2 separate regions of the Homo sapiens genome follow, and region 2 is linked to region 1. Evidence: read pairs that join two places in POLR2A ChIA-PET (ENCODE). Cell type or tissue: Panc1. All regions are shown on one strand. Links, peaks and the distances in the headings refer to the core of each region. The heading gives the core; the rest is flanking DNA. Region 1 overlaps FOSL2 (FOS like 2, AP-1 transcription factor subunit). Region 2 holds the start of LINC01460 (long intergenic non-protein coding RNA 1460).

Region 1 (16,201 bases), core at 3,508-11,507:
AACAATTCAGTGGCATTTAGCACATTCACGACGCTGTGCAGCTACCACTTTTATCTAGTTCCAACACTCTCATCACTCCAAAGAGAAACCCCATCCCTGTTAAGCAGCCAGTGTCGCTTTTCGCCCTCTTCCTAGCCCCGGACAGCCACCAATCTGTGTTCTGTCTCTTTGGGTTTACCCAGTCTGGTAATGGAATAAATGGAATCATACAACATGTGGCCTTTTGTGTCTGGGTCCAAGTTATTTTCCATTACTCCCTGAGGAAGGAGGAGGAGAAGGGACCTCTTCTGCCTTTGTCTCCCTCCCCGTCCCTTGTCCACCTTGCCCTGTGCGCCCACCAGCAGCACCTGTGGCTCAGCTCCTCCATTCTATGCTATTTCCTATTTCTCTTTTTTATTTTTTGAAAAAGGGACTCACTCTGTTGCCCAGGCTGGAGTGCAGTGACGTGACCGTAGCTCACTGCAGCCTCAACCTCCCAGGCTCAAGTGACACTCCCACCTCAGCCTCCTGAGTAGCTGGGACTACAGCATGCACCACTACGGCCAACTAATTTTTAAAACTTGTTTTTTGTAGAGACTGAGTTTCGCCATGTTGCCCAGGCTGGTCTCGAATTCTTGGCCTCAAGTGATCCTCCTGCCTCTGCCTCCCAATGTGCTGGGATCACAGGCATGAGCCACCATACTCAGCCTCCTATTCCTTTTTTTTTTTTTCAATTTTGTACATTTTTAATTCTAAATTTTCTCATTACACAAATAAAAAGTGAAGTAATAGCTGTTGAAATGTTGGCTCTATTAGCATAAAAAGAATTTGCAAACGGTTAAATATTTCCAATTTCATATCAATGTCATCAGTTGCTTTGAAGGAAAAAAACAGTTAATTCCAATAGTGTTTGATTTTTATTTTTCATCTAATTCATAACATCCTATTCCTTTTAATTACCCTTAGCAGAGTACTTTGAGGAGTCATAGATGCATTCAACAAATAGCCCATAGGCTAGCAGCGGGGAGAGACAGGTTAAGTGTCATTAAAACTGTGATAAGGCAACACTAGCAGTTTTACAGAGAGCCAGGGGACCCAGAGGAGAGACAACTAATTCAGCCTGGAGGTGAGGCTGGTGAGGGAAGACAACACGGAGGAGACAGATGCGGGGCGGGGGAGGGCAGGCCGGGTCTGTCTTGTTCACTGTTCCTCAGCACTCAGGGTAGTTCCTGGCAACTAGAACGGGGATGAGTGAACAAGTTAATGAATCAAGCAGGCAATCTATCAGCCAAGAGCTGAAGAATTAATAGGAGTTGTCTCTACCAGAAAAAATGGGTAGAGCATATCTGGAGACTTGTAGGCAAGAGGGTCAGCCCTTTTATTACACTGAGTGGTATTTCGGTCTAGATGAAGGTTGAAGAAGATGGGGGGTAAGGACAGAAGAAGTTGGGGCCAGATCATGCAGGGCCTTGGAAGCGACATAAAGGAGTTTGACTGAGTAAAAAGAGCGACCTGAGTAAAAAGAGGGACCACTGAAGGGTTTTGCGCAGATGTACGTTTTAGAAACACATCTGTCTAATCCAGGCTAGGGATAATGATGACCTAACGAGGCTCCCAGCAGACAGAACGTCATTCTTGCACTCCTGCTATTGGTGTTCTACTGGAAAACAGAGGTGTTTAATCAAAAATAACCATAAAAAAATTAATGAATTAATCATAAGGATGCAAGGTGCTCTGAGGGATGCTATGAGTCAAGAAAATCCTTCTCAAGACCAGGAGGGACTTTGAAATCAAAACTTGGGAGATGAACAGGAGTTGGCCAACACTGAAGCTTTTGGGAACGTCCTGAGCAACCTGTGGTGAAGGAAGTGAGAGAAGTCCAGGGTAGTTGCGGTGAAGAGTGTGAGGCTGGGAGACTGATCGGATGAGGCTGGGGCGATAAGTAGGGCTCAGACCAGAACGACCCTATTACACATTTTGGACTTACCCTAAGCAAAATAGGAAGTCCTTGATGATGTAAACAGGACCCTATTTTGAAAAATAGGATTAATTGCATTTCTCTTTTGCATTTCTGTGCATGTGACCTTCTTCCTGCTCAGCTCAAACATCTGCTTCCTTGGGGAAAGGGACTAGGATTATCAAAGAAAAAAATGGAGAGGAAGATAATGAATAGCTTCTGACCTCCAAAATAAGATTTTTCAGCCAGACAATAGTCTCAAAAGACATTATTTTTAAAAGAAAAAAGATGTTCTGTTGTCTTTAGCTCCCTCTTTAAGATATCAAGAAGCCCTGACAGAATTAATCATGGGGCTTTACCTAAAGAAAAGAATAGAAGAGAAACCCCTGACCTTTAGTCCAAAGGATGGCAAGGAGGAGGCCAGAGAGAAAGCAGGTGGGAAGGAAGTCAGATATGCGTCCTAATCTTCTATCTTCCATTGGAAGTCCCAGAGGGTGAAGATGCCTTAGAAGAGAGAGGAACAGGTGGTCCTTTTAGGTCCCTGGGAAGAGATTTCCTTGAATATCTATCCAGAGGTCTTCACATCAAAGTAAACTTGGTGGTTTGGTGTGGTTAGTCACAGAGAGGGTTTGAACTTAACCTTCTCAAGCCACCCTGGGTTCCCATGTGGTGTGAAAATGATGTCTACGCTAGATCTTTAGCTGTGGTTTTTGCTTAAGAAACTGACTAGAAGCAAATAGATTGAAAACCTACCAAGCTTTTAAAGAAAATGTATAAAATTTTTTTTAAAAAGCAGTGAGTATGGTCTGTCATAACCTTAACAGTTAAATCCTAAAACAATCCAGGGGCCCCAGAACCTGCCGCAGCAAGAAGTAGGCTGTGAATACCCGGGGAGCCCACTCACCAATGCCCATATCGAGGGTGGCCATGGAGGTTAGTGAACCAGGAAGAACCTCCCAGAAGGAAGAGCCCAGAGACACAGACAATGAACAAAATAATTATTCCCAGAGAGCAAATTTTTCCCCCAACCTCTGGCTCCAGACTTTCAGATAAGAGAAGAAAACCTTGTATGTTCAAGGTTCTGTTGATTTGGGTTTTCAGGCACAGGCGGCTGCATGGAATCCTAACGGAAGTACCTCTCCAATAGGCTTGGAGTAGGAGCCTGAAGTAATCAGTTTGGTTTTAGGGACCCAGAACCTGCAGCAGCAGCAGGAAATAGCAGGCTGTGAACACTCATATCAGTTTGTTTTGGCTGCAAAGTGGGGACTGGAGATGACTGTGGTTGTCTGGATGAGAGATGAGAGGGGCTTATACTAGGATGGAGGCAGTGGGGCAGGATAGAACATTCACACGGGGAGCAGACAGGACTTGGGGGTGTCTGCATTGATATGAGGACTGAGCAAGAGATGAGAGTCAAGGACAGGGAGAGGAAAGTTAAAAACAGAAAAAGGCATTTCACAGAAAAAGTGGTTAGCAGTGCCAAATGCTGGGCAGTAATCAAAGATGATAAGGGCTGAGATGTGTCTGTGTAAGATTTTGTCACAAGGAAGTACAGAGGCTCAGGGCAGAGAGGGGAAGCCAGACTTCAGCGGGCTGACAGAAGAGTGGCAGTGAGGAAGTGGATGCAGTAAGTAAACATAACTTCACAAGACTCTCAGCTGTGAAGCTGAAATGCGAGTGGGGCCAAGGTCGGTTTTTGTCATGTTTAAGATGGATGATACTTGATCACATTTAATGCTGATGGGAAAGGGCCCTTGAAAAGACTGACGTCAACCACAAAATAAGAATAGGAGGAAGCTGGTGGAAGAGGGTCCCTGAGAAGAAGGAGCACGGTGGGTACCCAGAGCTGGGCAAAGGAAGGGGCTTGGGGGCAGGAGGGGCCCTTCTCTGTCAAATCAGGAGAAGGAGGGAAGGTGGGAGACAGATGGCAGCGATGGGAGATGGAGGAGATGCCCTCTGATGGCCTCCATTTTCTGTGAGGTGGAAGGTGACATCGTCTGTAGAAAGTGAGGGGGCTGGGGGGCCTGAGAAGAGGGGAGCCCCTCTGGGGAACAAGAGAACACTGGCCGGGAAAACACAGAGGGCTCAGGACCAGGGCAGGGTGGAAACATGACGTGATGGTGGCACCCATCTGCACGTCCTCCAGCTCCTGGCATTAAATGCCTAAAACCGAACTCAGGACCTGGGCCTCCTGCCCCCGACCCAGCTCCTCCTCTTGCCTCCCAGTTTTTATTCCTGGAACCAGACCTCTCAGACTCGGCTTCCCCAGGAACGTCCTTCTGACATCACTGCTAGTGCGGACTCTTGCGGGGCCTCCTTCCTCCCCCCGCCCACCTTTCCTGCACACCTGCAGCAATAACCTCTCTAGAGTGGGACTGCGGCTGTGTCACCCCTCCGCCATGCAGCTGCCCCATTTGCAGCTTCCAATACCTAGAAATAAATCTCTCATTTCTTCTTACTTTTGGGGTCTGTTTAAATGCCACTGATTCTGGAAAGCCCTTTCTAACCATCCCCCAGACTAGGGAAAGTCCCCTTGGTACCTGCCCCCATGGTGCCTTATACATCTCTGTGAGACACTCGTGAACCTGTAATTACTTATTCTACAATGGCCAGTAGCCAGGACAATGGCCTGGGGTGGGGGTGGGGGCCCTAAGGCTTCCTTGTCCCCTCTGTCTTCCTGGAGCCGAGAACAGTGCCTAGCACAAATAGGCACTCAATAAAAGGCGTTGATAGACTGACTATAGAAAGGTTCAAGCCTGCCTTAGGTTGGCAGCTTAAATTTCCAACATCCCCAATCAGCCCATGCTCAGGACATCCAGGCCTCCTGCACAGCCCCCAAAGCCAACCCATGTTCTCTTCCCCTTGTGTTAGATTGTTCCCTTGGCCAGGCACGCTTGCTCTCTTCTTTATCCATTTTTTTTTTTTTTTTTTTTTTTGAGGCAGGGTCTCACTTTGCTGTCCAGGCTGGAATGCAGTGGCATTATCACAATTCACTGCAGCCTCCACCTCCTGGGCTCAAGCGGTCCTCCCACCTCAGCCTCCTGAGTAGCTGGGATCACAGGTGTATGCAACCATGCCCAGCTAATTTTTTAAGTTTTTATAGAGACGAGGTCTTGTCGTGTTACCCAGGCTGGTCTTGAACTCCTGGCCTCAAGTGATCCACCTGCCTTGGGCCTCCTGAAGTGCTGGGATTACAGGTGTGAGCCACCGTGCCCGGCTCCACTCCATCTTACCCATAGCCATCCCACTTTCAGGCTCCAATTTAGGATCCTCTCCTCCATGGAATTGTCTCTGAAATCCCCCCACCTGCCACAGGCCAAAATGTCTGTGCTCCTTCTCCTTCCACTCCAACCAGATTGCAACCTCCTTGAGGGCAGCTTCTAGTTTTTAGTTCATTGCTATTTCCAGTGAAAACATTTGGCTGTGAAATAAAGAGACACCTCATTTCTAACACTGGCATCAACAGTGTCTTATAGAACTGTGTCCCAAGAGTGCCTTTGGCGGTGTCATGCACTTAGTAGGAACACAAAAATATTTTTTAATGAATATTTTCTCCCTCATCCCTGTAAGAATATAATGGTGACAGTCTCCAACTGCACACTAATTTTTTTAAATGCGGTTCTCTTATGTTTAAAACACAAGGTGTCTGTTTTTATCAGTGAATGTAGTCTGTCTTTTCAGATTTATTCCATCTTTGAGAAACAAATGCATGCCATTTGCACTGGATCAAGGTAGTAACTGTACTTGCCAGTGGAACAGACACACCACTGTGTAAGAAAAAAGGAATTTCTGGCCGGGTGCAGTAGCTAACCCCTGTAATCCCAGCACTTTGGGAGGCCGAGGCAGGTGGATCACTACAGATCAGGAGTTCGAGACCAGCCTGGCCAACATGGTGAAACCCCATCTTTACTAAAAATACAAAAATTAGCTGGGCTTGGTGGTGCATGCCTGTAGTCCCAGCTACTTGGGAGGCTGAGGCAGAAGAATCACATGAACCCGGGAGGCAGAGGTTGCAGTGAGCCAAGATTGTGCCGCTGCACTCTACCCAAACAATAGAGCGAGACTCCATCTCAAAAATAAATAAAATAAAAAGAAAAAAAAAAAGAGAGAATTTCTAATGGAGTTGAGATTTTCCAACACATCCAGCAACATTTGTCTCTTGGGTTACTGAATGAGACCATTTATATAAAGGCACATGAAAAGGTTACGAAGTATGGAAATAAAGGGGAAACAGTACCACTAGTCTCTATTAGTTTATTTTCTGTGCTAATGTTTCATGATTCTTTTTTAGTTCAGAAAATAGAGTCACTGGGATTCTCAGAAATACTACCTAAATATAAATCCATAGAGACAGAAAGCAGATTGGTGGTTGTCAGGGGTTGGGGAGGGAGGACTGGGGAGTAGTAGCTTAATGGGTTTGGGGTTTTCTTTCTGGGTGATGAAAATATTTTGCAACTAGACAGAGGTGGTAGTTGTATTATACAACATCGTGAAGGTAATAAATGCCACTGAATTGTTCACTCTAAAATGGTTCATTTTCTTCTATATGAATTCCACCACAAAACAAAGATATGTCACCTATATAATACTGAATAGTTTCCAAAGGTCCTGAGGGACAAGGCAGCGTTATGCTCTGAAATAGCAGCAGATCTGAAGGCCCCACAGCAGCCTGTACTTTGCCTTTGGAGAAAGAAGGGGGGTCCCCCGTGTCTAACCAGGGCCCTGTCCTCACAGTGCCCTCAGAGACATTCAGCCGAATGCCACTGCAGTCCAGGCCACTGCGGAGTGTTTGTGTTTTGGTTTGTTTTCCCCTTGGGCTTACAGAAGGACTTGTGAAGGTGTTTAGTTTGGTTAAGGACTTCCCACTTCCAGAGGTGGAGCCTGAAGAAGGTTCTATTTTTTTTCTTCAAGTGAGTGGAACTTTCCAGGGACAACAACTCACAGGCTATGGATAGACTACGGATGCACTTCACTGTGGCCTCTACTCATGAGGGGCCTAATGGACGAGGAGGAGGAGGATCTGCCCAATGGGCAGTCATGGGGTATAGTCCCCTCTCCACTCCAGGAAGGTTTGGCAAAGGCAGAAGCTGACTGCAAAGACTGGATGGGTTGGGTGCAATGGCTCACGCCTATAATCCCAGCATTTTGGGAGGCCGAGACGAGTGGATCACCTGAGGTCAGGAGTTCGAGACCAGCCTGGACAACATGACGAAACTCCGTCTCTACTAAAAATACAAAAAATTAGCTGGGCGTGGTGGTGGGCGCCTGTAATCCCAGCTACTTGGGAGGCTGAGGCAGGAGAATAGCTTGAACCCGGGAGGCAGAGGTTGCAATAAGCCAAGATCACACCACGGCACGCTAGCCTAGGCAACAAGAGCAAAACTCTGTCTCAAAAAAAAAAACCCGAAAAAACAAAAAAAACAAAGAAGACTGGATGGACTTGTCCTAACAGCTCACAGTGTCTCAGGAAACAGTCCTTTAGTTGTCTCATCAGGTGTAAGAACAGCATCCTAGACCAGGTACACAGTTGGCCCTGAAGGCCATCAGACCTGTGTGAGGGCCTGGCAGGGCCCTGTGGCCAGCAGGGGCTGAGCTACCCATGTACAAGTATCCCATTCACCCTTTAAACACACAGGCCAAAAGGAAAATCGCACTCTTCATTTCAAACATGGCACTGGAGCCCAGAGCCCAGTGGCTTCACCTTAATCAAGTTGCCTCCATCAACACTGTCACAAAGGTCTATGATTTCAACTACTTAAGTTTCCCTCTGACTTGAGCCCGTCACCTCTTTTCATATGCCCTCACACATACATGGTCTCGTTGCTCAACATGTTGGAAAATATCAGCTCCAGGAGAAATTCCTTTTCCCTTACATAGTGGCAGGCCTAATGAACACAGAAAGCCTGGAGACTGGGTTGTGTTCACTTGGGGAACTCTAGGTCCAGCAAAAGGGGATGGTCCCAGGGATCCCTCACCAAGACAGCTTTCCTGGGGAAGCAGATTGTGCTTAATCCTCAAAACTGCAAATTTGTTGGAAATGTCATCAAGAGTTAACCATTACCCCAGGTCACTGAACTGGTTTGGGCCGAGGCAGCCTAGAATGACAGGTGACTGCAACATTCCCCCAACAGACCGTCTTAGGTTGAGAACCCAGTAGAGGTCGCCCCTTACTTTTTTTCTCCATAAGAAACTGAAAAACTGTCTGGATGCTTTGAAAGCATTTACAGCTGCTCAGAGAAGCTTCTGACTCCATCTAATAAGCCCCTGGCAGCCATCAACCTCTCTAATTGCCCTATAGGTGAAGAGGTGGGAATTTAAATAAACAGTGGATTTTGAAGATGAACAATGTTATGGAAGGGCCTAGGCATGACAGCCAAGCATCAAAGCATGAGCACATGTGTCTCTCTTGACAACATAATCCCCAAAGCTCAGAGAAGCTGGATGTGGACCTCCCGAGCATCTGCCTCCTTGGCATTTATACCACAAGGAAACATACCAGTTACTCAAGAAAGTACAGGTAGCACTGAAACCCTCCAGATTCCTTCTGGTTCCTTGTCTACTCAGGCAGAAGAGGTCATTACAAGGCCCAATGCTACGACTCTGAGTGGCCCTGTTCCCTAATGCCCCTGGCTCACATAAAAGGAAAACGAGGCCATGTGCGGTGGCTCACGCCTGTAAACCCAGCACTTTGGGAGGCTGAGTCGGGTGGATCACTTCAGGTCAGGAGTTCGAGACCAGCCTGGCCAACATGGGGAAACCCCGTCTCTACTAAAATTACAAAAGTTACCCAGGTGTAGTGGTGCACATCTGTAATCCCAGCTACTTGGGAGGCTGAGGCAGGAGAATCAGTTGAACCCAAGTGGCAGAGGTTGCAGTGAGCCAAGATCATGCCACAGCACTCCAGCCTGGGCAACAGAGTGAAACTCCATCTCAAAAAAAAAAAAAAAAAAAAAAGGAAAAGGAAGGCATATTGTTATTCTTCTTAAGTAGGTACTCTTCTATATTATATATTATATATAAAATAAAAAAGGAAAAGGAAGGCATATTGTTATCCCTCCTGTTTACTTATATATTTTACATATATAATATAATATTATCATGACCCTGCTCCTTTACTGATGAGGAAACTAAGGGTCAGAGAGGTTAAATGGCTCTCTCCAAACCTCAATAGCCAGTGAGTATTGGGGGCAGGCCTAGGATTTAGGGTCCCTGTGACTCCCAGCTCAGTGCTCTTGGTGTCTCCAGAGAATGAGGCCTATACACTGAGCTTGTCTAAAGCATGTGGGAGGCCAGGCATGGTGGCTGATGCCTGTGATCCCAGCACTTTGAGAGACTGAGGCAGGAGGACTGCTTGAGTCCAGGAGTTCAAGAAGCGCCTGGGCAACATGGTGAAACCCTATCTCGACAAAAAATACAAAAATTAGCCAGGCATGGTGGCAGATGCCTGTAGTCCCAGTTACTTGGAAGGCTGAGGTGGGAGGATCACCTGAGCCGGAGAGGTCAAGGCTGCAGTGAGCCATGGCTGTGCCACTGCATGCCACCCTGGGTGATAGAATGAAATCTTATCTCAAAATAAAATAAAATAATAAAGCATATTGGAGCAAGTGGTATAATTTCTAGGGCTAAGTCTCAGCCAGCTGCCAGCCACCATGGGCCTTAACTCATGACAGGGTTTCGTCCCTATCATTCGCACTACAAGGAAAGAGTACCCCAGAGCAGATGTTCCCCAATCACCCTGGGATTCCTGGTCTACAGGATAATGGGGGCCTGAGATGACACTTTTAAGTGCTCAACACCTAACAGCCTGTGACTTTTCAAAAACAGAAGTCTAGAGATGTGATCACCCAACATATTTGCACGGTTTTCTGAGCCCTTTCCTGCTCGTGATCTCATCCAACCACCCTGACAACCTTAGCCATACATTTAATTGGTTCTTTGAAGATTTCTGGGTTTCCAGAGTCAACCTGTTCAAACAAAATACCCCAAGGAAGGGATAGCACCTTATACTTTTATTGGCTCACAGCTTGGCAAGAGTTGGCAGCTGGCTGAGAATTAGGCCCTGAGAAGGAAACAGGATCAGGAGGGATTGGGAAGGGGTCAAAAGGGAAAAGAAGAATGAGACGGGGCGGTAGACATGCCCCGATGCCCTCCCAGAAGCCCACCTCACAGCTTTGCAGAAAGAGGTTCTAAGCAAGCAGAAGGAAGTTCCCAGCTCCCCCAGCCCCCCTGCCACCCCACCAGCAGAAAAACCAACTTTACCCATGAGGGCCAAAGGTAGAGAGGAATAGAAGAAAAAGAGAAGAAAAAGGAGAGATGGGAAGACAGAATAAACCAACCATCAGAGGCTCTTCAATCTTAATTCATTTTATTCTACAAAATGCTACTCAACTGAAAGTGGAAATGCTAACCCCCCTCCCCCAAAAAAATCGCAAGGGAAAGAAGTTTTAATATGTTCTTTCTTCCATAGCAGCAAGCTTTTTCTAACAAGCTTTCTTTAGTGCAAATACTGTAGGCTTGTATTACATATAGTAAAACAACAAAACAACAACAACAACAAAAACCACCACCAGAAAGGCTTCCAAACAAAGCTACTCCTCAATTTTCAAAACTATACAAAGATTTTGAGCTTGCGGTTCTGCCTGGAAGGTCTATTTAGGAGACTCTCCAATGGGACCATTTCACCATTACTTAAAAAAAAAAAAAAAAAAAAAGTGCCCAGAAAGGTAATTAAATTCCCCATAGAGCCATATGAACCATATACAACTTGTTTGCCTCCAGAGTCTTACAGCTGACTTTACTCCACGTCATTAACATATCTCAAATACAGATGCACAAAGCTTATTTTCTACTATACACCAAAATACTATATATATACACATCTCCCACGGCAGAAAAGACACCCTGATACCCTACTCTTTACACAAAGTCAAATATTTTCTTCCTCAAAATCAAGTAAACACAAACTAAAATAAATGGAATAAACTTTTAATCATACAGAGAAAATAATTTTTGAGAATCAGGACAGGATCTTCCACTGTGTTCTCTTACAATGTAGATGTCTTGGCGACCACTGTCCCCAGAGGAATGAAAATCCACCTTTAAAAACAGAACCTTTTATACAGTTTATACAGCACAAATCACAAATCACTTTAGAAACAAAAATGTGTTATCCTAAATTTAAAAAAAAAAAAAAAAAGGAAGCGAGAAGAGAGAGAGGAACGGAGTATTTTAATGCTATCAGTTTCTATTCAGGCTTGATACAACATAAAGAAGATGTAAACATTTAAAATAAATAATAAAATAAATGTCAATTTCTTCTCCCCCTCCCTTTCCCATAACCCTCTCAAAATTTGATCCAGCCCCTCCTGAACATGTCGTCAAGCATTGGATAAATTAAACCCCTTGGTTGATGTATGGCCAAAACACTAGAAGCATAAGAAGATGCCAGATTCATAGTGGGATGACTGGGTTTCCTTTTAAAAAGCTACAGGACACAGGCACGCCTGGAAATGTATACACACATGCGCACACACACAGCCCAACCTGTCAATAAATAGTGAGATGCTGGCTTTTAATATGAATGCCAAAACAACTCAACAAGCAGAAGGTAGCAAAGACTCCTTAAGTTTTTTAAAGAAAATTCACACATCACATATTCTATTGGTCCCCAAATTCTCTAAGGACTTGGGTTACCCCTCTGACCATCTGAGGAGTGCACGGGAGCACATGGTGGGGTAGAAGGAGAAGTATGGAGTGGGAGAATATTGTAGGGGATAAGTCCTTGAGAACAAACATCAGACTGAAGGCAATCTTACCTTGGATCTTGAAGACAGACCTTCTCACCTCTAAGTGTTTCTGTTTATCCATTACTTAGGGGCCTTTTATAAAGAGATGTCCTCATCCCTTAGTCTCATCCTAACGAGGATCTATATAAAAGCGCCTAACACAGTGCCTGGCACATCGTAGGTGTATTCTTTTCCTTCCTAAAGGGGGCACAAAGATGTCTGATCAGGAAAGGAAATCGACCTGAAAGTTAAATGGCGAGATTGCATTTGCACTGTTGGTCCATCAAGGAAAAGAGAAAAAAAGTCCCAGTGCTCCAGACAATTCAACCACACTTGGAATCAAGTGAGAGGAGAGGGAGATTCCTTTCCCCAGAGCCTGAGAAACAGAAGCAGCAGCCCCAGATGGCTTTTGACTTTGAGATGCTTGTGTGACACACCTGGCCCCCAACACAGGCAGAATGATGTTTGACTCTGAAAACCTCCCCAGTGAATTATCTGCTTGGAGCCGGCTCCAGCAATTTCCTAAGCCTCAGCCGGGATCGCCTCTCCTTCCTGTGCCAGCAGCTTCCCCCATTCAACTGGCCAGGGAGAGGACTATTCGCAGAAAGACTGGCCAGGAGGCCAAGAAGACGGTGTGTTTTACACGAGCTGATCAGAGCGCCCGCCCTGTGCCGTCCCAGAGCTGCCTGCAGCCCAATCGGAGTCCACACCTCCGAGCTGCCTCGCGAGTGGAGCCACAAGAAGCACAGAAGTTCCTAAGCCAAACAGAAAGGCAGCCCCAATGCAGCTGTTCCCATAGCTGGAGCCATGGAGGTGTCTGGTGATTCTGGAGCAAGGGTGTGTGTGTGTATGAGAGAGAGAACTTGGAGGGCAAGCCATAAGGAAGTAAAACTCAGGATATGCTCACGACTTAGGTGTGAATATTCAGTCTTCCCCAAATCAAATCACCTCTGACTTTGGGGAAGCTGAACGACCTCCTATGACAAAGCCTGGGGGTCTTCACAGGGCACGTAGCTCAGAGTCCTCTTACAGTCCTGTGTGTTGGCTGGACGTTTGCCTTCTGCTGGTCCCAACACCAACACAGCTTGAAATCTGAACTGAAGCCAAGTTGTGCCTCAGGAATTTGTCCAGCCTGGCCACAAATCAGGCTGTGACCTGCACGGGGATCTTTGCTGCACAAAGTGGGGTATAAGGGGGCTTTTAGAAATAAAAGACAAGAAAGCAGCTTCATTTAAGAAATATCTATATGCACAAAAAAGAAAATAGCTCCCACTTGGCTACAAATACCACTTGAGATGATTACCCCTGTGAGAGCTGAGTGCACCCCAGTTTTCTTTGCCCATCTCCTGCTACTCCTGGCTCATTCTGCTGCTTGGATTCATCTCAAGCCAGAAACCCAACTGCCCAATCTTCTTAGAAGGGTCCCTCCCAGAGCCCCTGGGAAATCGGGAGAGGGGCATCACAGCCAAGGGATGCAGGAAATAACATTTTTAAAGTATTTTAAACAAAATCCTTTTTCTTTGAAACCCTCCTTTCTGCATCACTTGTACAGGTCACTTCCAGTCCCACTGGCCCATGTACTTTAAGCATACGGCTGTTCCACTCTGTGTGTCTAGTGCACGAAAACAGGTCATGTTCATGAAATAACATGCGAGGGAACAGCTGTGTGAATGTGTCACTGCTTTCTCCACGGGGGATCTTAATTATCTTTCAAACGAGGATACTGTGACCTCTAGAGCTGAATCCCCAGCAGCAGAGTCTTTGCAGAGCACAAGCCCCGCAGAGGCTGGTTCTGGCCAGGAGCTACTCCCTGGATTCCTGTCAAGGCCCTGCTGGACAAGAAACTCAGCAGGAGCCATACCCTGGGGAGAAAAGGCTCAGAGGGGTGGGCAGCAGGGACCCTGCTGAGCTGTGCTCCTGCTGGAGGCCAGGGGGACCCTTCCCCAACCCCGTGAAAGGGGGCAGCTCTCCTGCAGTGGGAAGCAAAACATCCTATCTCCAATTCCAGCAGCCAGAAAGATTCAACAGACAACCAGGAATGGCGCATGAGCCACAAGCCACAGCGACAGCTCAGGCCAGCTGTTCACAGCTTGCTTGCTGCCTGGGCCAGAAGAGTGCACTGGGGTGGGGACAGGGGAGTGTAAAAGAGAAAGCACTTGATCCAGCAGGTGGCAGATGACCACAGAGGGCAGGAAAGGCCCGGTGCCCTGCGGGGAGGTGAGCAGCCAGGACAGGCTGAGCGGGTGCTGGGGCAGCAGCTGCTGCAGACGCCACTCCAGTGACGGCCTCCCGCCTCCCTCCCCTGCCTCTCCATCCTCAGCAAATGCTTCTTTGAGGCTTGGGGAGGGGCTGCCTGGCAGCATCTGGGGAAGGTCCAGGCCCACGCTCATTAAATCTCTGTGGGTGGCGTCACCCTGAGAGCCAGGGTGGGGGAAAGGCGGAGCCCGGCAGGGACTTGGAGTATAATGTGTGGCTCCTAGGGAGGGACGCCTCCCTGGTCCGGAGAGAAGGGTCCAGGGGCAGAATGGCAAGGCAGTAATTACAGGAGACGCCCTACTCAAGACACCAGGTGAAGGGAAGCTGGCTAGGACACCCGTGTGGCTTTGTTGGCATGCTTCCTGGCCTGGTAATTAGGCGTTTGGCAAACCCAACCTGTGCCCCACTGTCTCACTCACACCCTGTCTTCTGGCCAAGCCGTTCCTCCAGAAGCCGTCTCCGAAGGTGGGCAGGAAGGGTCCTCTGAGCCTCCCAGTGATGGCAGCATCTCCTTGAGAGCTCAGGGAGCCCCGCTGGGAGTTCTGGAGATGATGACTGGGAGGCGTCAGGGTAGGGAAGGCTCTGTATTGCACTTTGTCCCCTTCTGGACAAGTCAGCCCCAGCAGAAGAGCCACCTGCTGCCCCATCTCCAGAAATGAAGAGCTTTAATATTCAGACCACCCAGATGAAATGTCATGGCAAATTTGATAAAAACCAAGAGGGAGTGAAACTGACGCTGGGGGAGGAAAGGGTCAAGTCGAGGGAAGGTGAAACCAAAAGGCACTGAGCATGCGTGGTGGGGCAGGGAAGGACACCATCACTCCAGAGACAGTATGGTAACAAAGGGACAGGAATGGTCCAGGCCAGCTTCAGGCTCTTCAGAAGCCAGAGAGATGTCCAAGTCTACCAAACCGAGTTCTCCAAGGCTTTTCAAGAAATGGGATTTGCTTGCAAGATGAATGAGGGAGGAGGTCCCATGGCTTCTAAGAGATCAACCCAAGTCTTCCAATACTCACTGCTAAGTCCCACCTGGGTCCCCCAGAGCCAGGAAGCTCCCTGGTGGCAGGTCCCCCTCTTGCCCTCACGGCCCTGGAGCGCTTGAAGGTGCTGGTCCCTGGGAAGGAGGAGCGAGGAGGACCCCCTCCGGAGCTGGGGAGGGAGGTGCACTGGGTTACAGAGCCAGCAGAGTGGGGGAGTTCAAGGAGTCTGATGATTGGTCCCCGCTGCTACTGCTTCTGCGGTGAGCCTTGGAGCAGGATTCGGAGGGAGATGCGGGTGACTCCTGCTCCAGGACGCTAGGATAGGTGAAGACGAGGTTCGAGGTGCCCGGAGTGACAGCAGGTGTGGAGGTCACCACGATGGGGGTGTGCAGGGGCTCCTCACCGTAGAAGCCCCCAGCAATGCTGATGGGCTTGATGACAGAGCGCTGGGCCTTGTCCAGCCCCGCCGACGAGGACGAGGGGCTGTCCTCTTCCAGGGGCTCCTGTTTCACCACTACAGCGCCCACCGAGCCACCCCCACTGCGCATGGGCTGCAGCCCAGGGGCTGGGGGCGATCGGCGCTCCTCGGGGCTAATCTTGCACACTGGGCCGTGAGCCACCAACATGAACTCCAGCTTCTCCTTCTCCTTCTGCAGCTCAGCAATCTCCTTCTGCAGGCCTGACTTCTCCTCCTCCAGCTCCTCTGTCTCCTGCCACGGAAAGAGAGGGATGTGAGGGACAGCAACCTGCCAGGGACCAATCTAGGCAGGAAAGAGAAAACCAGTAATGTTCTCAGACACTGTGAGAGCAGAGGCTCACACACCTAACCACAGACCCCGCTGGTCTGAGTCTCTCAGTCACCTGGAGGCTCAAGATTCCTTTCATTTCCAAAGAAGGAAAGTCAGCTTGGAGAGGGGGTAAGACAACAACTGCAGCTGCCATAACCCAGCACCTACTTTGTGCAGGGCACAGTGTTAAGCATTTCAGAGATGATCTCATTCAATCTTCCAGGAGTTTTTTGGAAGCAGATGTTATCATCGCCCCATTTTGCAGATGAGGAAACTGAGGTTCAGAGGGGTTCTGTTAATTTTCCAAAGTCACCGAGCTAGCAGGTGGGGTAGCCCAGATTTGATTCCCAATGTATCTGACTCCAGGGTCTATGTTCTATGGCCTTGGTGCCAGGACTGCCCCCTCGGTACCCCTGAGGGGTGAGTACTGCAGAGATCTGCATGGAGAAGGGGGTA
Region 2 (16,201 bases), core at 2,674-10,673, 710 kb after region 1:
TAAGGGTTGGCATCCCTGGTGACCCTCCCTTTTCCCTGAGTCATCTCACCCACTGCCTGGCTCCAGTCACATCTATAAGTGGATGGCAACCCACTTAGCACTCCGTCCTCCTTTACAGTAGAATAAATATACACCACTTCTTCAGGGGAAACAGCCTCAGACCCCTATTTTCATGTGCCTACTGGACACCCTCCCAGGAGTCTTTCTGTCCCTGTCCCACCCCCTCTACCACTGCCCACAGGCGGACTCTGCCAGCTCTTCTCTGAATAACAGAGGCAGCCCCCAGCTTGCCCTGCCCCAGTTCCCTGCCCACATCACACCCAGGGGTGGGTTTCTAAAATCCAGTCTGACCATGGCGTTCCACTGCATAAGACCCTTCCATGGCTTCCTCTTGGTCTTGGGATAAAGTCAAAAGACCTTATCTGTCTTCTGCTCTCATACAGACATATTTCTTGTCATGTCACCAACTGGCCAGTGCTGTCCCTATTCTCCAGCCCACTGTCCCACTAAATGCCCCCAGCCCACTGTTCCACTGTCCCTGCCCAGCCTGCCCTTCCCAACATTCCGTGTCCCCTCAATGCCCTTCACTTCCTTTCCTTTACTAGTGAAAGGATTAGTGGAGCTCCAACGTCCATCCCTGAAGAATGGGGATATTCGCCTTCCTACCAGGCTTCCTAGGGTCTGGGAGAGAATCAAATGAGAAAGGGGATGTAAAACTATTTTGTAAACTGAAAAAGGTTTGTAAGAGATGAAGAAGAATAAAATGACCAATGGTCTGGGAGAGCCTTGTAAACTTCCTTATCAGCTGACCTCAGAGGCCCACAAGAAGCACAGGGGACAACCATGTGAGGGGACTGGGGAAACTGTGGCATTTGAGCCGGGAAGCGTGATTGGGGGGTAATGCTTTGGGTTGGGATGGAGAGCGTCATTCATTACTGGAGCAGCCATAACCTACTTGTGAAGTCTGTGTCTGCACGAGAACCCCTAGGGAGACAGGGGTAGTGACAAGGGGGTGCAGGATGGTGGGGCTTCGGCCCCTTCCTTCCAGCTTAGCCAGGTGAGTCATCCGGAGGTACCGGCCCAAATCTCACCTCCTCCACTTGAGGCTGAGCAGAAATGGTCCAGAGGATGTGCCCAGAGGATGGAGACAGCAATACAGTGAATGAGTCATAGAGCTGAGTCAGAGCCCACTCAGCCCCTTTCAGGGCTCTGACGAAGGCTGTGCCAGCACAGCGGCGTTCTTCCAGCCTTGCCCCTTCCCTGCACACACAAACACACACATACACACACACACACACACACACACCTACAGACCAGTGACCTCACAACATGCTTCTGATTGCTAGCCTTACTTACTTCACAGGTTCAGTGAAATCCTACTGAGTCTCCCATGTAACAGGCTTTCTTTATGCTCACACTCACTCATTCATTCATTCATTCATTCACTGTTCAGGTACTGGAATAAAAACCCAGTCCTTGCCTTCAAAGAGCTCTCCAGCCAGCAAAGGAAACACAGTCTCCAACCATGCCTTGTCACTGCAGAGGGAGCAAGGCATGGCCATGGGAGAGCCTCACACACCATCAGTATCCGGGCTGATAGAGGAGGGAATGAGGGACACAACCCCTCATAGTGGGATGGGTCAAGAAATCACTGCTGTAAACATCTGGTCCCAGGACTCCCAAGCCTGGTACCCTCTACTTCCCACTGGAAACATCAAGCCTAAAGGTGCATCTACACAGATTCAGACAACATTGTTTCCTTTTTCTTCCAATTAATGTGGCTACTTTGACATATGTAGGAATAGCCTAAGCTAATGGTCACAGAACAGGTTCCGGTCTGATCTGTTTTCAATGTGAAGACTGAATTTTGGCTTTGAATCAGCAGCAGAGCCACCGGATTATATACGAAAATTTGCAATATCAAAACTGGGATAACTTCGAAGTTATCTAATTCCAGGCTCAGTGCTTCGTTTCTTAGGAGTAGAAACTCAAATCCAGAGAGGAAAAATGAAGCAGAGTCTTCTGATAATTTCCATCTGTTTTCTAGTCCTTAAGTAAATATAATTTTTACTACAAAAATAAACCACATTAGAGGCCGGGTATGGTGGCTCACACCTGTAATCCCAGCACTTTGGGAGGCCGAGTGGGCAGATCATGAGGTCAGGAGTTCGAGACCAGCCTGGCCAAGATGGTGAACTCCTGTCTCTACTAAAGATACAAAAAATTAGCTGGGTGTGGTTGCGGGTGCCTGTAATCCCAGCTACTCGGGAGGCTGAGGCAGGAGAATCACTTGAACCTGGAAGGCGGAGGTTGCAGTGAGCCGAGATCGCACCACTGCACTCCAGCCTGGGCGACAGAGTGAGACTCTGTCCCAAAAATAAAAATAAATAAATAAATAAATAAACAAACAAGTAAACAAATAAACAAACCACATTGGAGAATAAAAAAGAAAAACAGCCGGGTGCTATGGCTCATGCCTGTAATCCCAGCACTTTGGGAGGCCAAGGCAGGCGGATCACCTGAGGTCAGGAGTTCAAGACCAGACTGGCCAACATGGTGAAACCCCATCTCTACTAAAAATACAAAAATTAGCTGGGCGTGGTGGCATGCACCTGTAGTCCAAGCTACTCAGGAGGCTGAGGCAGCTGAATCTCTTAAACCCAGGAGGTGGAGGTTGCAGTGAGCTGATATTGCACCAATGCACTCCAGTCTGGGTGACAGAGCAAGACTCTGTCTCAGAAAAAAAAAAAAAAAAAAGAAAAACCACATTAATCTCAATATACTAACATAACCATTGATATCATTTTGCTACTATTCCTTTACAAATTCTGTTCACACAGCTGTAATCATACAATATATATAATTTTGTATATTACTTTTTAAATTTGACTTTATGTTCTAAGAACTTCCACCACATTTTTGCACTTTGTAACCATCATTTTAATCACTATATAATATTCCAGCAAGGAAATGTTCTTAATTTTTTTCATGACTTACTTAACCATTTCCTTATTGGAGGACATTTAAGCGATGCCCCAAATATGGCTATCATAATGCTAAATATTGCTGTTTTCATTTATTTATTTCCCTGGGGTAGAGAGACTTCCATAAATGGAATTGCTATGAAGTAAAAGGTGGGAACATTTTAAAGTCTCTTGGTACATGTTAACAAATTGCCTTAAGACTGTACTAATTAAGCTGAGTACAGTGGCTCACGCCTGTAATCCCAGCACTTTGGGAGGCCAAGGTGGGCAGATCGCTTGAGATCAGGAGTTTGAGACCATCCTGGCCAACATGGTGAAACCCTGTCTCTATTAAAAATACAAAAATTAGGTGACATGTGCCTGTAATCCCAGCTACTCGGGAGGCTGAGGCAGGAGAATTGCTTGAACCCAGGACGGGGAGGTTGCAGTGAGTCAAGATCACGCCACTGCGGTCCAACCTGGGCAACAGTATATGATGGCTTTAAATAGAACAATAACTTCTCCATTTCAACATGTGACCAAAATGTTTATACCTTCTGACCCACCAATTCCATCGCTAGAATTCTGGAAATAATCATCAGGTGTGCCCTGCCATGTCAGGATATCCACTGAAGAATATGATGGTATGATATCAGGTATCTTAAAATGTACATATGTATTAAAGTCTATGAAGAGGGGGCTTATCAGAGAAAGACTTCTATATTTTACTATATATACTTCTGTGTTGTTTTCATCTTTCACAATGAACACCTATTACTTTTATAGTTTGCCAAATGACAAAGATATTTCCATTTTGGAGACAAACACAGAAACCAGCACACCAATTTTCGTTTGCAGTGAACATGCTGGTTAAGTGCATCAGAATCTCAGCTCTAAACCTTACATGACCCTGAGTTTTCTGTCAAATGCTGATGATATCAATGTCATAGGGTTATTATGTCACTTAAGTGAAATAATTCCTGGAAAATACTTAGCACAAAGCCTTGCATTTAGTAAGTATTCATGAATATTAGCTATATTATTATTTTATTCTGACATTTCTTTTAGTCTGTGGAGGCCTCTACTCCCCTACTCACAATCTCAGCCACTATTTCCTACTGCTTATCCCAATAACAAGTGGCCTTTCCAAGCCTGCGTGATGCCACATCAGCCACACACCTCTCCTTATGATTCTGTTTGGCAAGTCATAAGCTGTTAGCCCCAGGGCAACACAGAGGCAGGAGGCAGGAGGGAAGGAGTGCAGCACATATGTGCGTGGGCAGGGCCCTGGAGCACGAACCAATGCGATGAGGACGCACAGCACTGGGAACCGGCAAAAATGAGCGAGACGGTTTTCAGGAGAGCAACAGCTGGCAGGGGAAACACCCAGAGAAGTAAAAATATCAGATTTTTAAAAACTGAAAATCTCCAAGCACCTGTAATGCTTCATGCTTACTTTCAGAAAAAAACAAAAACAAACAAACAACAAAGACGAAACTCACTTTTTAGAAAGAAAAGCCGGGTGGAAGAGCACTAAGCTGAGAGGCACTGGCTGGTTAGGGGTAAGAGCCGGGACGCTGCAGTTCGGGTCTGGGTCTGGATTCTGGCTTTTCCACACGCTGGCTCTGTGAACACTGCCAAGCTGATTCATCTTTTGTGTCTCAGTTTTGTCATCTATAATATGGGGATAATAACAGTGCCTAGCTTACGGAGCTGTGAGGCTTGAAGGAGCTAATATGCACATATACACGCTCTGTAAGGGCCGCCCCTTATCATTTAAGTACATGCCTGTTTGCCCTTGACGGGGCTGTGTAGCAGAGCGCCCAGCTGGACGAATCTCCCAGCCAGTTGGGGAGCCCCTCTGAGGGTCATTCCTGCGGATGTGGCCGTCGGGAGGACCAGCCCGTTTGCAGACCAAGCTTTTGCTTCCTCTCATCCCTCCTGAGGAAGACCCTGGGAAAGGAATGCTCTTCCTGCGGGCCCTTCCTCAGACACCAGGCAAACGGGTGAAGGTGCAGAGGTCGGCGGTGAGGAGGGGCCCCTGCGGTCTGCCAGGGTGAGGCTGACCTCCAGGGCTGCAGCTGCTCGGGGGGCCTTTGGCCGGGTTGCCCAGGAAGGCAATGAGGGCTCCCAGGCAGCTTACTGTGCGGGGCCGACCCCAGCAGAGGAGCAGGGCCTGGTCAGGGGCTGGAATGGGAGAAAACAGAGGGGCCCTTGGGGAGGAAAGGGCCCCAGGAGGGAGGCAGTAGGGTAAGTAGGGGGCTGTGAGGAGGCGGGGGCAGGAGGCTGTAGGGGAGGTAGGAGACTAAAGGCGGGGGGAGGGGGGCTGAGGAGAAAGAGGGCCTACAAGGAGGGGGAAAGGAGAGGTGGGATGTGGGGAAGAGGAGGAAGGAGGACTGAGGGCAGGGGGTGGGGACACGGAAGGGGTGTAGGAGGAAAGGGGGTGAAGGTGAGATAAAGGGGAGGGGAGGAAGGGAAGGGGGCAGGGAGGGAGCAGAGAGGGGTGGAAGGGGCAGGAGCCCAGGTATGTGGGGCGTGGGCAGGGGGAGGGAGGGGGGAGGTGAGGGAGTGTGGGAGAGGAGTGGATCCGGGAGGACCAGCCCAGGTGTCGGGGGAGCGGGTCGGGGTGGGGGGAGGTGGGGGCCGTAGGGGAGGGAAAGAGAGGAAGAGGGAAGGGGTGTGGGGAGGGGGGAGGGGGCGGAGGGAGGGTGCCCTGCTCTCGCCTCCTCCCGCCCCGGGCCGCCCCGGCCTCTGGGCCCCTCTGGCCGGGCGCCACCCACGCGCCTCCGATGCAGCGTCAGGCAGCCGCTGGGGAGGACGCGGCGGGAGCCTCAGATGCCACCTACTCCCCGGCCTCTCTCCCAGTTGATGCTTCTATTTTAGGCAGCACATTATTTCCTGCTGTGATTTTTTCAGCCTTCTAATTTGGGCTCTGAGGTAAGCCGTGACATCCGCCGCGCGCCCGCAGCCCCCTCCCGGCCCGGCGGCGCGATCCTGCCCGAGCCCCGCGCCCTCCGGCCGCGCCTGCGTCTTCACGGAGCCACTCGGCCAGGCCTGCCCCCCAAACAGGCTCCCGGGAGGAGGGCTTCTCCCCCGTGCAGGGTGAAAGAGTCCAGCACGAGGGATTTCTAGGCAAAGATTTAGAAAAAGTGACGGGGACAGGGATACATTGCACCATGGTGTCCCCGGTCCGGGCAGGGGACTGCAGATGCTTCCATATCGGAGGTTTAACACGTTTTTTTTCTGGACACGGGCCCCTTTGAGAATCTGATGACGGCCTTGCATCCTGTCCCCAGAGTGTCCAGAGCAAGCCCACGGCCCACACAGACACTGGGATTCTGCCTGTAGCTTCAGGCCCTCACCTCCTGACACTCTAGGGGCGCCAGGACCCCAGGCTAAAAGCCCAGCTCCGAGGTCGAATACTGTATCTGCCTGCTCCTGCCAGTCTCATCCCAAACCGACTCACTGCTCCCTACGTCTCGGTCTCCTCTCCCTCTATCGGCCTCTTTACTTTTGTTTGTTTGTTTGTTGTTTTTTGAGACAGAGTCTTGCTCTGTCGTCCAGTCTGGAGTGCAGTGGCGCAATCTCCGCTCACTGCAACCTCCGCCTCCCGGGTTCAAGCGATTCTCCTGCCTCAGCCTCCCGAGTGGCTGGGACTACAGGCCTGCGCCAACACACCCAGCTAATTTTTACATTTTTGGTACAGATGGGATTTCACCATATTGGCCAGGCTGGTCTCAAAACTCCTGACCTCAAGCTATCCGCCCTCCTCAGCCTCCCAAAGTGCTGGGATTACAGGCGTGAGCCAGCCTGCCCCAGCCCCGGCCTCATTACATTTAATCAATTTTAAAACTGTCTTTGTATGGGTAAGGATCTCACCCCCAAGTGGGCAGATAGAGGTCACATTGGTAGCTGGCCTGCTCTTCAGGTCTCTGGCCTAGTTCATTACCTGGGTCCTGCTGGCATCTGGTAGCGAAAGGACACTGCATTTGGATTCCAGGAGACTTGGGTTCCAATTACATACTTAGTAGTTTCATTCCCTTGGCCTCCCTGAGCCCCAACTTCATCTGTGCAATGGGGAATTGTAATAAAGCTTCCCTCACAAGACTAAGTGAGTCAGTGCACAGGGAGGCACCTTTCAAATGCACCTCCCTGTCAAAGGAGAAGGCCTAGTTTACTTTTTTTGAGTAACTCACACTTGTCTGTTGCCCCTCATGGTGGGCAGCATCCAATAAAGTTTTGTGGTCGTTTTTATTTATTTATTTATTTATATTTATTTTGTTTATTTATTTATTTATTTTGAGACCGAAGTCTCACTCTGTTGCCCAGGCTGGAGGGCAGTGGCTTGATCCCGGCTCACTGCAAGCTCCGCCTCCCGGGTCCATGCCATTCTCCTGCCTCAGGCTTTGGAGTAGCTGGGACTACAAGCGCCCGCCACCACGCCTGGCTAATTTTTGTATTTTTAGTAGAAAAACGGGGTTTCACTGTGTTAGCCAGGATGGTCTCGATCTCCTGACTTTGTGATCCACCCACCTCGGCCTCCCAAAGTGCTGGGATTACAGGCGTGAGCCACCGTGCCCGGCCTGTGGTCATTTTTTAAACTAAAGATGGGTAAACTATGACTGGGCACAGTGGCTCACGCCTGTAATCCCAGCACTTTGGGAGGCCAAGGCGGGTGGATCACTTGAGGTCAGGAGTTCGAGAACAGCCTGGCCAACATGGTGAAACCCCGTCTCTACTAAAAATACAAAAATTAGCCAGGCGTGATGGAACATGCCTGTAATACCAGCTACTCAGGAGGCTGAGACACGAGAATTGCTTGAAGCCAGGAGATGGAGGTTGCAGTGAGCCAAGATGGCACAACTGCAGTCCAGCCTGGGTGACACAGCGAGACTTATCTCAAAAAAATAAATAAATAAAAAATAAAGATGGGTAAACTGAGTCCAAAATAAGGAAGTGATGTGAGATGAGCCATCCTATCTCCAGAATAATGAGTGAGCAGTCAAGAGCCCATCCCTAGGCAAATGCAGAGCAGCTAGCTTGGGAGTCAGCCTTGGAGGCCAGCCTGGTCTTCAGTCCACAGCCCCTTTTCCCACAGGTGTTAAAAAGGGTTCCACAGTCTCATCCACCCCACGGACTCCGTCCCTACCACCTGCAAATTCGCCTTCCTCCGTCTTTATTAGAGCTTCTATTTTCTCTGGCGTGCCCTCTGGTTACTGTCCTAATGCCTTCTGCCTGCCTTGGGAGATGTCTGCAGTTTTACTCCAGCTTGGTTCTCTTCCTGCCCCTCTGATTGCTCCTTCTCTAGTGCTGGCTCCTCTTCCTTTCCTGAGCTTTTTTTTTTTTTTTTTTTTTTTGTAAGATGGAGTCCTGCTCTGTCTCCCAGGCTGAAGAGCAGTGGCACAGCTCACTGCAGCCTCCACCTCCCATGTTCAAGTGATTCTCCTGCCCCTCAGCCTCCCAAGTAGCTGGGATTACAAGCATACACAACCACTCCCGGCTAATTTTTGTATTTTTAGTAGAGACGGGGTTTTGCCATGTTAGCCAGGCTGGTCTCGAACTCCTGACCTCAAGTGATCTGCCCGCCTTGGCCTCCCAAAGTGCTGGGATTACACGTGTGAGCCATCATGCCCAGCCCTGAGTTTTTTTTTTTCAAGGGTGCCTATTATCCAGTGTTTATCATGCTGCCCTCAGTTCCCTATTCCTGGCCTTCTGCCTCTGGGAGAGGGACCTCATTGCTTTTGGTGGTTCCAGTTGTCTCCTCTAGGTTACCAGCTCTGACCTCTTGACTCCCAGTCCCAATTTCAGCTGCCCATTGGACAACTCTAAACTTAAGCCCTGTTGTCATCTCAAACTCAACATATCTAAAAATGAGTTCCTCATCTTCCCACAAAGCAGCTTTCCCAGCTGGTTTCCCTTTTCTGTTTGGTACATGACCATTCTCACCCAGGCACAAAGCTTTCATCAACTTTGACTCTTCTCCTTTCCTCTTCTACCTGCATGTAGGCACCAAACCCTGTGCATGCCTCCCTTGGGGTCTTGCTCTGGTATCCAACTCTTCCTTCCTTTTCCCATCTGTAGTCATCTATTGCTAGCCCTCAGCTCCAACGTTCCCAGTAGCTTCGTGGCTGTTTTCTCTGCCCATAGTCTCTCCATCCTCTAAAATGGGTTGACATCTGAACCAAGACCCACCTCCATTAGAGACTTCCTTTGAACATAGACCCTTTGAGCAGCGTTAGCACATCTTGCCTGTTCCATTCACTCTGCCAATTCCTCCAATCTTGCCAAGTGACATGCCTCCTATGGTTATTTAACTTTTCACATTTTTTACCCAAATGAGAAGCTCCTAGAGGTCTTTCCCAGCCCCTGATCTGAGCTTGCTCAGGGCCAGCTGGGACCCCGGTGCTACAACCTGGCACTTAACACAAGTGCTTCTGATTCCTCATGGTCTCCACTATTTTTCAATCTGGCTCACTTGAGCTCTTTTAAATTAACCGAGGAGTGCCCTTCACCCAGAAGCAGAGAGCCCAAATTCCAATGCCTGCAGGGGCCAGGCAGGTCATGACATGGGTGAGGCAAGGCAGGTGCACAATGATAGGGAGTGGCAGGACGTGGCGTCTAGACCCCAGGTCCCCAGTCTAGAGCAGTTGTTACTACTTAGGCCCCCTTTATGGATATCAGGCCCGGTGTGTTCAGAGTTTCCAATTTTTTTTTTAAATAAATACCAAATTTGGATTTTAGATTAAATTTCTCAACTTCTAAAATACTGTGCAAACCAAACAAAATACTGCTGCAGGCTAAGTTCAGCCTGCAGGTAACCCTGGATATAAAGATTTCCTGCTTTGTAATAATTCTTAGGTGGCAGAAAGCAGTTTGGATTGGGAGTTTCTAGTTCTGGTTATACCAGTAATGAGCTAAATAATCTTCAATAAGTTATATCCTTTCTCTGGGACCTCAGTTTCCTCATCTGTACAATGAAGGATCCCATTAAATGATCCCCAAGGCCTTTTTTTTTTTAACTTGGTAATTCTGTGGTTCTGTGGCTTATTCTAAATGGTGGGGAAATCCTGTTTAATTGAATTTTCTGGTGAATGAGAATTACCATAAATACACACTGTATGTGGATTACTACATTTCAGAGAACTAGAATACAATAACTCTTTGGTTAACTGAAATTCTCCAGCGTTAACTGGAAAATCCCCTTTTAATCAAGGTTATTGTTGAGAGGCTTTCTAAAATACCAGAGTTCAGTTTCCTGCCTTTCTAAGCACAGGAGATGTAGCAATACTGGGCAAGGGGATCTGATGAGTCAATGTCTGGGGATGGCTCTGCCACCTGAGCTGAAGGAGTCAACAGCAGGGTGACCCAAGAGGATCTCCCAGCCAGGGCGCTGCTCACATAGCAGAGTTATCTATAAGTTAAGGACCACCTGGCTGGTGCCATAGATAACTATACTGAGGACCTCACCAGCCTTTTGCAAGACTCGGACACCCAGGTTTAACATCCACTTTTGGAGCATACCTCATTTCTAAGCTGATGAATAGTTGAAAACTGGCATTGCCTGGAATGTGCATCAAGGCTGACTGCCACCCAGAGCTCCTTCCCACTGAAAACAGTGAAAGCGCTTTGGAACCCAGCAGATCTTGATTTGAATTGAGTCTTACACTTCCCAGCTGTGTGACTTTAGGCGCGTGCCTTAACCTTTCTGAGTCTTAGTTTCCTCATCTATAAATTGGAGACAATACGCTCTCATAGAGTTGTTATGAGGACTGAGTAAAATCATGTGCGCTAAATGGCTGATGTGATGTTTGAGATTTAGTAAGTGCTGGGTAGGTAAATGGAAATCATTCCATTAGGAATTAATACCTTTTATCATGTAAAATCCCATCTGATTCTCCAGATTTTTACTTAGTAAGTAAGGTCAGAAAGTCAATAGCAGTCACCTTCCACCTCAATAGCCATTTGAGAAACAAATTGTGCATAATTAGATCTCCTGCTCCATCCACCCTTCCATTCCACCCTATCATCTTGGAATAGAGATACCAGCCTGAAAATCAGAACCAAGATCTTGATTTAGGGCCAGGTGTGGTGGCTTACACTTATAATCCCAGCGCTTTGGGAGGATGAGGCGGGAGGATCATTTGGGCCCAGGAGTTTTGAGGTTACAGTGAGCTATGATCGCGCCACTCCAGCCCGAGCAACAGAGTGAGGTCCTCTCTCTCTATAAAAACAAAACAAAACAAAAACTCTATTTTGCAACTGTCATAGTAATAATTGATCCAGTCAAGAATCATCAAAGGATGCAAGTTTGATATGGACAAGATAGTCATAGGCTTAAATATTTACCCTCTCCCCCAATTACTTATTAATTACAAAAGGAAAAAATAATAACTTTTCAGTGGAGAAACTTGGCAAGTATCTCCTTAAACATGAGATCAAAGTTAACATCACCAGGCCTGGGACAAACAGACATCACGTGGCTCCTGATATGATGTACTGAGGCCCCGGCATCACTTCTGTGAGATTCCTGCCAGCAAATGCTTAACCTGGGTCTAATTATCAGCACACATCAGACTAGCCCAAATTGAAGGGCATTCTATAAAACAACTGGCCTATACTCTTGAAAAATATCAATATCATGAAAGACAAAGAAAGGCTGAGGAACTCTTCTAAATTAAAAATTAAAGAAACACAGTGACTATGTGGAATGTATGATCTGGATTGGATTCTGGGCGAGAAACAAATCTCTATTAAGGACATTATTTGGAGAATTCAATAAAGTTTAATATTGAGTACATATTAAAAAATAGTTTTAAACAGAGTTCAGTCTTGTAATCCCAGCACTTTGGGAGGTCAAGGTGGGTGGATTGCTTGAAGCCAGGAGTTTGAGACCAGCCTGGGCAATAAAGCATGACCCTGTCTCCACAAAAAAAATTTTTTAAATTAGCCAGGCACGGTGGTGTGCACCTACAGTTCCAGCTACTCGGCAGGCTGAGGCAGGAGAATTGCTTGATTGCCCAGGAGGAGTTTGAGGCCACAGTGAGCTATGATCACACTGCTACACTCCTGCCTGGGTGACAAAGCAAGACCCTGTCTCTAAAAATAAAATAAAATAACTATTATATCTATGTTAAATTCCCTGATTATGTAATAGAATGTCTGTGTTCTTGGGAAAGTATTTAAGGGTAAAAGGAATAGTGTCTGCAACTTACTCTCAAAAGGTTCAACAAAAGAAAATAAGTATAAACAGGTATGTACACACTCAGAGAGAATATTAAAATGTAGCAAAGTTTAACATTTGGTGAACCTGAGTGAAGGAGTTCTATGCGCCAGACTTGCAGTTTTTCAGTAAATTAACATTATTTCAAAGTAAAAAGTAAAAAAGAAAAACAGAGCCAAAGCGCCATGCCCAGAGCCTGGCGTCCTCTGCCCCCACACCATGGCGAAGTAGAAAGAGCCCTGACTTAGACACAGGTTCAAATCCAGGCTCCCAACTGTAAGATATTTCATCCCCAGGCTTCTGTCTCCTCACCCTAAAAGGAAGATAATAATACAGTGTCTCTCTCTTAGGGATGTTAAGGAGACTTAAATGAGGTAGTCTATGTAAAAACCCTGGCACCTGCCAAAAAATTATTCACATACTCTCCAAGTATATGCTGCCAATTGCCCAGAAGTGATAAATACCAACAGAATTCTTACTCTCACGTAGCTTATCTTCTAGTCAGAAGATGGAAAATAAATGACTAAATAAGCAGGCAGGCATAATTCCAAACAGTATAAATTCTGTGAGGGGAATGGAGTGTGGCGGTAGAGATGGGGAGAGATGGGGGTGGGGGGCGGCCCTGCCCTATACAGGGTGGTCAGGGAAAGCCTTCCAAGGAAATAACATTTAAGCTGACCCTGAAGAACAAGAAGGAGGGAGAGGCTGACAATGTAGGTGGTGGAACAGCAGGAACAAAGGCCCCGGGGTGGGCAAGGGCTCGGTGTATGCAAGGAACTGTCCGTCCCTTCTCTCCTTTGCTAGACCACCTCATAATTCCGTGTGTGTTCCTTGACGGAAGGGGCAGCAGAGCACCCAGCACTGGATACTCAGTGTCAGATGAGTGAACAAGCAAATGGCTGATGTCTGGTTTCAATGTTTGCCTACGAGGAGATGTACTCCGCTCCCAGCTCTTAGCCTCACCATGCAGTGGAAGGGAAGGAGGCTTCTGAACTGGCAGCTCTACATTCTTCCCCTCTCTGTGCAACTTGTTTAGATCACAGAACTGGAAGGGACCCCAAAAATCCCATTCTCCCACCCCTCCGATTAGAGAGGAAGAAACAGAGGCCCAGACTCAACAGACTTGCCAAAACCCATGGACCTGGTTGGGGGCCCACATCTAGCACTTTCCCCAGCCTCACAGCCTGCCTTGTTTATTTGTTCAGCAGTTTTTGTTTCGCCATGGCACAGCTTGTTCCGACTCTGGAACATTTATGAGATGAGCCAATTTTTAAAAATCATAGAAAATAAATGGTTTGCTCTTGGAGCTGAAGGGCGGGGCAGCCAGGGTGGGAGACAGGTTCCAGGCCAGTTCTGGGGCAGAATTTTGGCTTATCCTTTGCTGTGTTTTTTTATTCTCCTGCCTTGGGAACCAAAAGGATTTCAGTGGGATTTCCTGCCTCGATTTCTCCAGTACTATGATATGGAAAGACTAGAACATTCAACCATACACTTTCTGATTCTCACCTCCACCATCATTAGTTCCATTCCAAACTCTGGCTCCTACCCATTGAGTTCAAGCTACAGCCTGATTCAACTGATCAACCTGGGGATGGTGGTGTCAGGACTAGCACCTGGACCATTCTGCCTCCTCTGCCTGCAACATCCTCTCTATCTGCTTGTGAACTCTTCTCCTTCAAAACCCAGCGGTTACGTCACCACTTCTAAAACCTTGAACTGATTCCCCACGTAGTCGGCCAGCTACTTTTTAAATTTAAAAAAGCCCAACCAGAATAAACAGGATAGCTAAAATGCTGAATTTCTTTGCTTTTTTTTGACTGGATATTAACTCAGTGTACTAATGTTAGCTATTATCTTGTGTTATTTGATCATAATTTATTTGCAGATATGTAAATATGTGATTACCAAAAACTTGTAAATGAATACTTGCTAAATTCAATTTTTTTGGCCAACAAAAATAATTTATTTAAACGTTAATTATGTCCAGGATGGTAGAGGGAGTGGGATAAGGATGACACAAGGACTCCTGGTGGTAAAAAGGTGACTCTAAGGTCCTATCTAGCCTTTTGATACAACATGGCTGGCTCATTTCCCCAAAAGGCCTGGTACATAGTAGGTGCTCAAAAAGTATGCATTATATGTATAAGTCCGTGAGGACGATTACACTCTCTGACCCTGGGGTCAATGAAGCTTCTGTCAACCCCAGTTGAATGTCCCATGAGGGGCCAGGCTAAGAATCCATTCAAGAGCTGTCCTAGGCCAGATACAGTGGCTCACACCTGTAATCCCAGCACTTTGGGAGGCCAAGGCAAGCAGATCACCTGAGGTCAGGAGTTTAAGACCAGTCTGGCCAACATGGTGAAACCCTGTCTCTACTAAAAATACAAAAATTAGCCAGGCATGGTGGCGGGCGCCTGTAATCCCAGCTACTCGGGAGGCTGAGGCATGAGAATCCCTTGAACCAGGAGGTGGAGATTGCAGTGAGCCAAAATCACTCCACTGCACTCAATCCTGGGCAACAGAGCGAGACTCTTTCTCAAAAAAAAAAAAAGGAGCTGTCCTAGCTTCAGGCTTTTTCTCCCTAACTGGGCGACATGCCCATTCTTAGCATTCTTAGTACTAAGATTGGTGAGATCCTGGGGATGGATAGGGCAGTGTGTTCTGAAGCCCTTTCAAGGAGCAGGGGCAGCAGCCTGGGTTCTGATGCCCATTCCAACTCCCTCTGCCCCTTTGCTCAAGGCAGTTCCCCAAGCAGCAGTCTGGCCAGCTGTGGGAGGTGCTGTTCACCACTTCCAAGATTAGCTCAGACCTTAAAAATCACAGCCCAGCTCCTGCCCTTCTCGTGCCAAGGAAAACAGTAGATGTCAGAAGCCTCCTTAGGTATCTGGAAGGGAACAGCTCCTTCTGCTCCCTCCCTTCCTTGTATGAGGTCATTGAATCAGGATGACAAAGCAAACAGTGACATGTGTTGGGACTTGTTCCCAGACTGATTCCAGGATTTCTCCAGCCCCTCCCACCTCCCCACCCTCAGAATGGCAGACCCAGGTGTGGACAACAAACTGAATAGAACTTGGTCCTTGGGATCCTGGGAAATAGGGGCTAGTTGTGAGGCACTTCCTGGGGTGGTGAAGAGGAAGCCCTGGATAGACCTTGGTAAAAGAGGAAATTGGGATATCAGCCCCACGGGCTATTTGCACGGTGTGTTCCGGGCTTCAGCATGTTTCTACATATTTTAATGTGAGTTTAGGAGGGTAGGAGTTCTTTTTCAACTTCACAGATGAGGAAACAGCCTCATTTAAGGTCAGCAGTTTAATCAGGGTTACATGACTTAAGTGTGACAGAGCCAGACTTGAAGTGAGGTTTGTGACTAATGAGTTTTGTTACATTTTCCCACCTCACCACAGTTCCTTGAACTTGTCATTGGTATATCTGTTTCAGGCTTTCTGCCTTGTGGCATACCACCATACTATTATTTACATAATATTTTTCTTAAATAAACACAATTTAAAAGTTAACCTCATTCTGCCCATTATTCTAAGTTAAGTAACTCAGGAATGGAAAACGAAACATTGTATGTTCTCACTTATAAGTAGGAGCTAAGCCATGAGGACGCAAAGGCATGATTTATATAGTGGACTTTGGGGACTCGGCTGGGGAAGGTTGGGAGGATGGTGAAGGATAAAAGACTAAGTATTGGGTACAGTGTACACTGCTCAGGTGATGGGTACACTAAAATCTCTTTAGAAATCACCACTAAAGAACTTACCCATGTGACGGGTGTGGTGGCTCACACCTGTAATCCCAGCACTTTGGGAGGCTAAGGTGGGTGGTTCTCAAGCCCAGGAGTTCAAGGCCAGCTTGGGCAATATATTGAGACCCCATCTCTCTTAAAAAAAAAAATTTACCCATGTAACCAAATACTTACCTGTACCCTAAAATCTGTTGACATAAAAAAGTTAACTTCATTCTAAGCTGCAATACATATGTGTGTATATATGTGTACATATATATTAAAATG

The links. Peaks named below come from ENCODE experiments on the same cell type or tissue, not always from the same donor. Only the 100,000 strongest peaks of a DNase experiment are listed, where the experiment ranks them.
Region 2: POLR2A ChIA-PET joins it to region 1 with 10 read pairs; 4 of 35 experiments call an interaction of 5 or more read pairs at or near these places.

What each region holds. Positions count from the first base shown.
Region 1 is chr2:28,411,396-28,427,596 of GRCh38, reverse strand. FOSL2 (FOS like 2, AP-1 transcription factor subunit) reads right to left here. Exons shown (of 4, transcript NM_005253.4): 4 at 10,280-15,667. The coding sequence ends at 15,149. Among named protein-coding and RNA genes, the nearest start is that of FOSL2-AS1, 25 kb to the right of the region's middle. RefSeq lists enhancers at 13,347-13,951, 13,952-14,556. In Panc1, for the core only: no CTCF peak of the experiment used is centred there; no DNase peak of the experiment used is centred there.
Region 2 is chr2:27,705,283-27,721,483 of GRCh38, reverse strand. It overlaps LINC01460 (long intergenic non-protein coding RNA 1460), which reads left to right and starts at 5,752. Exons shown (of 2, transcript NR_135200.1): 1 at 5,752-5,900; 2 at 12,988-15,698. It overlaps LOC105374378 (a long non-coding RNA gene), which reads right to left and starts at 5,361. Exons shown (of 3, transcript NR_160725.1): 1 at 4,752-5,361; 2 at 4,466-4,637. RefSeq lists enhancers at 4,434-4,947, 4,948-5,462 and a silencer at 5,656-6,065. In Panc1, for the core only: no CTCF peak of the experiment used is centred there; a DNase peak (open chromatin) is centred at 4,196; H3K4me3 peaks cover 2,482 bases; H3K27ac peaks cover 477 bases.